Linked DNA regions of Mus musculus: region 2 is linked to region 1. The links are chromatin loops, found by intact Hi-C in ENCODE. Cell type or tissue: left cerebral cortex. All regions are shown on one strand.

Region 1 (2,500 bases):
AGACCAGGCTGGCCTCGAACTCAGAAATGCGCCTGCCTCTGCCTCCCGAGTGCTGGGATTAAAGGCGTGTGCCACCACCGCCTGGCTAATTTATTTATTTTTAAAGACTTATTTATTTTTATTTATATGAGTACATTGTCACTGTCTTGAGGGCATCAGATCCCATTACAAATGGTTGTGAGCCACTATGTGATTTCTGGGAATTGAACTTATGACCTCTAGAAGAGCAGTCAATACTCTTAACCGCTGAGCCATGTCTTCAGTCCTTCTTTAAAAAAAAAAAAAAAAAAAAAGATTACACACACACATACACACACACTCACACACTATAGCTGTCTTCAGACACACCGGAAGAGGGTATCAGATCCCATTATAGATGGTTGTGGATCACCATGTGGTTGCTGGAAATTGAACTCAGAACCTCTGGAAGAGCAGTCAGTGCTCTTAACCATTGAGCCATCTCTCAAACCCTCTCATTTTTTCTTTCTTTTTTTCTTTGGTTTTTGTTTGTTTGTTTGTTTTTTCGAGACAGGGTTTCTCTGTGTAGCCCTGGCTGTCCTGGAACTCAGGCTGTAGACTAGGCTGGCCTTGAACTCAGAAATCCGCCTGCCTCTGCCTCCCAAGTGCTGGGATTAAAGGCGTGGGCCACCACACCCGGCCCTCATTTTCTTTTGAGTCAGGGTCTTGTTTAGACCTCTAGGCTGACCTTGAACTCTAGGTGATCTTGCCTCAGCCTCTAGTATTTTGGGATTACAAGGTACGGACCATCAAGTCTGGTCCTTCCTTAGAACTTTAGTAACTTTTTACCAATCAGATCTGGACTGTGATATTTTTGTTTTTTGTTTTGTTTTTCTTTTTTTTGAGACAGGTCCGCATGTAGCCTTGGCTAATTTCAAACTCCGTATGTAGCAAAGGATGACCTTGAACTCCTGATCTTCGTGCCCTCACACCTCCAAGAGATAGAATTACAGATGTGGGCAACCAAGCCCGGCTTTGTATACCTGAATTGGTCGGGCGTGATCCGTCTCGGTTGGGTTCGGGCGCCCTCTGCTGCCTATTGTGACGCGGGCCACCAAGTTACCCAGGCGGTGGAGGTCGGGGCGGAGCTCTGGAGCCATGACTGAGCCGCAGGAGCAGCTGCTGCAGCTGCAGAAGGACAACCGAGATGGCCGCCTGCGGAAGCAGGAGCTAGAAGAGCTGGTGCGTGGGCTGGAAGCCGAGAGCGAGAGCCTCACCGGGCGCCTGGAGGAGCTGCGGGAGCGCGAGCGCAGGTGCGAGGGCACCGAGGCCCCGGCAGGCTTGTTGGCAGTCTCGCTCCAGGCAGTGGGACCCTAGTCTGGAACTCTCAGGCTGGTGGCGGCTCCTTCCCAAAATATCTTGCTCCCTGGTTTTATCCCAGACCAATTCTCCGCCCCCTCTCCCCCTCCCCCGTGTAGCCTGCAGCGGAGACGAAGTCAAGCATCACGAGCCATTCGAGGCGAGGCATGTGAGGCGGCACGGGAGCGTGCGGAGCGGGCTCGTGGGCTGCTGGAGGCGGCGGAGCAGCACCGGCAGGACCTGGTGCGGGCAAGAGCAAGAGGCGGCTCCCGGGGTGGCTAGGCTGGAGGAGGGGCCTAGACAGCCTGGACCCTGTTCGCAGGAGCAACACAATCGGAAGCTGCAGGAACAGTGGGAGGAACTGTCCAGTCAGGTACGTGCAGTGTCTCAGATCATGCCCTAGTCCCCAAGATCCTTGAGCCAGGCACTCACGAGTTCGGTCCCCAGCTTTTCTACTATGGAGGGGAGCAGCTAAGTCAACAGCGAGCGGAGCAGCAACTAGGGAACCAGCTTGTGGCGCTGCAGGTACTTGGGCGGGGCTGTGGGCGGAGTATGGCTGTGGGCAGGGTTATGTGCATTTGTGGGCAGAGTATCAGCCTTCAAGGCCGGGGACCGAGCCTCGAGGCCCAGTGGTGTGCGAGGACTTCAGGTTCTTGACATCACTTGAATCCTCCCGAAGAAACATCTGGAGCTGGCGGAGGCCAAATTCAGCATGCAGGCAGAGGACCTGCGGCAGGTGCGAATGGCGCTGGACTCTGGGGGGGGGGGGGAAGGCGTGTGGGGAGGGCCTGTCATTGCGATGCTCATACCAAGCCCCTGGCTTCTAGGGTGCGCAGCGGACAGAAGAGGCCTGGGCCAGCTTCCAGGAGCAGAGTGGAGTCCTGCAGGTGTGACCCCTCGTTTCTGACAGCGGTTCTCTTTCGAATGCCCTGCGGCCTCGACTCTTTCTTCCTTACTCTCTGACTCGCGATGTAGCGCATCCTCTGCCCTGAATCCCTATTGCCATCCTTCAGGAGCTGCAGGGGAAAGTGATGGAGGCAGCAGCTGCGCTGGAGGCTACGCGCGGTGGCTCGGAACCGTAAGAATTGGGACTTGGAGGGCGTCGGAAGGTGCTAGGCCCAGCCTGGTGGCTCATCTCCGCGCCTGTCCTGCAGGTGGAACTCAGAGCCTCGTCCGGTGCAGG
Region 2 (2,500 bases), 67 kb before region 1:
TTCAAAACTCGACCAGAAACCCTAGTAGAGCCAGGTGAGATCTGACCAGAATCCATTTTTACTCAGGCCCAGGATCAGCGATCATCTAGGAACCCTACTGGGGATCTAATTCTGGAAAGGATTGCACACTGCCAGGGCGAAAGTGGAACAGGTCACAAAAGCCCTAAAGCAGATATGTGTGGGCTCCGAAATATGCCCGGGGTATCCGGGGAAGTTCAGAGGCTAGTTTGAAAGGGGTCTCAGGAGTTTAGGAAGAAGCGAAAGGCACTCAATCTGTGGGGAGGCGACAGGTTATAAGGGAGATCGCCCCCAAGGCGGAAGAGGCGCGCGGAGGGCACCTAGGGGCGCCGGAAGGGGCGCGTGGGGCGGTTGGCAGCGGCCGGGGGCGGAGGCCGTTGGCTAACTGGCCTACCAATACCAAACTATCTCTCTGGCTTCTTGCCGGGCTGCGGCCACAATGACAAAGGACTCACCCACCCCCTTGGGTGGTGGCCGCGCGTCGCCCAAGAAGCCAAGCAGCCCCGGCCCAGCGGCCGCAGTGCTGGAGGAGCAGAGACGAGAGCTAGAAAAACTACGGGCAGAGCTGGAGGGCGAGCGCGCGCGCGGCCGGTCGGAACGGAGGCGTTTCGCTACCCAGACGCGCCAGCTGCGGGAGTCGGCTGAGCAGGAGCGGCAGCAGCTGGCTGACCATCTGCGCTCCAAGTGGGAGGCACGACGCCTCCGGGAGCTGCGGCAGCTGCAGGAGGAGGTGCAGCGCGAGCGTGAGGCCGAGATCCGGCAGCTGCTGCGCTGGAAGGAGGCAGAGATGCGGCAGCTGCAGCAGTTGCTACACCAGGAGCGCGATGTTGTATTGCGCCAGGCAAGGGAGCTTCAGCGTCAGCTGGCCCAGGAGCTAGTGAACCGTGGTTACTGCAGCCGCTCAGGGGCATCCGAAGCCTCCGCGGCACAATGCCGCTGTCGCCTGCAGGAAGTGCTGGCGCTGCTGCGCTGGGAGACCGACGGCGAACAAGCCGCGCGCATCCGCCACCTGCAGGCGGCGCTAGACGTGGAGCGCCAGCTATTCCTTAAATACATCCTAGAGCACTTCCGCTGGCAGCCGGCTTTACCGGGACCCGCGGACCCCCAAGCCACGCATTCCTTGGAAGAGCCGCCCCTAGAAGCCCAGAGTAACACTGGTGGCACCCCAAAGCCTGCTCGTCGACTCGGATCCCTCGAAAGCCTGAACACTGGCGTCCGGGTTCATTCTCCAAACGACCTGCTGCCCACGCGCGCCGGCTCCCTCGAATCTTTGGCAACAGCACATTCCTGCTCACTGGACAACACACTGAATTGCTCCCAGGCTTCTGAATCCGAGGTAAGGGCCCCTGCGACCAGCGCGTCTATTCCAGACACCTCCAGTCCCCAGCCGCCGCCTCAGCTACCATCAATACATAGGAAACCTAATGACCTGCAGAAAGAAAGCTCCGAGAACAAGCCCTGCGAAGCCTCGACCTCCTCGCCTCCGGGTCTGGACTACCAGGAACTGGTGAGGCAGAACTCGGAGCTGGCCGAGGCATTGCAGGTGCTGGTTCGCCGCTGTTGTGACCTGCGCGAAGAAAACTTGCATCTGCGGCGTAAAGGCTTCTCCGAGGAGGCAGGAGAGAAAGTGAAATGGCTCAAGGTGAAGCACGCAGAGCTGACCGATCTCGCTCAGCGCCTTGAAGACAGGGCCCGCAAGCTTCAGGAGACCAATCTGAGGGCCATGAGTGCTCCAGTGCCAGGTGAGAGCCTCGAAGGTCTGGACCTGAGCCAAGTGTTTACCTGCCAGCGTGCTCAGGACCTGTCAGAACAGGCTGGCGCGCTGCAAGCCAAGGATCTACAGATCGAAGCATTGAGGCGGGAGTGCCACCTGCTGCAGGCGCGCATCGCCGCGGACCTTGGCAGCTCCTCGCATCCTGAAGAGGGCGCCACGTGCGCGCAATGGTGCAACATCAGTGACTTGGACCGGCTGCAGCGTGAGTCTCAGCGGGAAGTGCTGCGCCTGCAAAGACAGTTGACTCTACATCAGAGTAAAGCAGGCGCCTGGGCAGACGCGGGCAGACCCAGCACACCCTCGGAGATAACTCGGCACCAGGTGCAGGCGCTGGAACGCGAGTTGGGTTTACAGCGGCGGGAATGCGAGGAACTGAGCGTTCAGGCAGCCGCAGCTGAGCGGCGCTACGAGGAGACAGAGGCACAACTGCAGGCCGCGCTGCACAAAGGCGCCAGGCTGTCAGAGGAGAATGCACGGCTGCAGGCCCTGGCCAACTGGATGAAGAAGATGGCAGATGAGAACAGCAATGTTTCCCGGCAGCAAAGTCACACGAGGCAGAGGCAGGAACTCGAAGCCACTAGCCTGCTGGCTGAGCAGCTGCTGCAACAAGAGGGATATGCGCAAGACAGGCGGCAGCAGCTGCAGCACTACAAGAATAAAGCCCTAAGTGACCTTAGGACTTCCGGGAAAGAGATGCAGGGGTTGCAA

Evidence for each region. Hi-C counts contacts between places; a loop is a spot of excess contacts. Peaks named below come from ENCODE experiments on the same cell type or tissue, not always from the same donor. Only the 100,000 strongest peaks of a DNase experiment are listed, where the experiment ranks them.
Region 2: it touches region 1 in a loop (5-fold over the local background); 41 of 42 quality-filtered maps call a loop at or near these places.

What each region holds. Positions count from the first base shown.
Region 1 is chr16:17,275,198-17,277,697 of GRCm38, forward strand. Tmem191c (transmembrane protein 191C) reads left to right here and starts at 1,103. Exons shown (of 10, transcript NM_177473.3): 1 at 1,103-1,271; 2 at 1,437-1,560; 3 at 1,640-1,690; 4 at 1,765-1,842; 5 at 1,997-2,053; 6 at 2,145-2,204; 7 at 2,331-2,395; 8 at 2,472-2,500. The coding sequence starts at 1,117. In left cerebral cortex, a CTCF peak has its summit at 1,052 (motif pointing left); DNase peaks (open chromatin) are centred at 1,104, 1,453 and 1,791; H3K4me3 peaks cover 1,680 bases; H3K27ac peaks cover 1,650 bases.
Region 2 is chr16:17,208,257-17,210,756 of GRCm38, forward strand. It overlaps Rimbp3 (RIMS binding protein 3), which reads left to right. Exons shown (of 1, transcript NM_001033338.3): 1 at 1-2,500. The coding sequence starts at 458. Among named protein-coding and RNA genes, the nearest start is that of Rimbp3, 1.4 kb to the left of the region's middle. In left cerebral cortex, CTCF peaks have their summits at 1,029 and 1,934 (motif pointing right); DNase peaks (open chromatin) are centred at 755, 950 and 1,945; H3K4me3 peaks cover 2,160 bases; H3K27ac peaks cover 741 bases.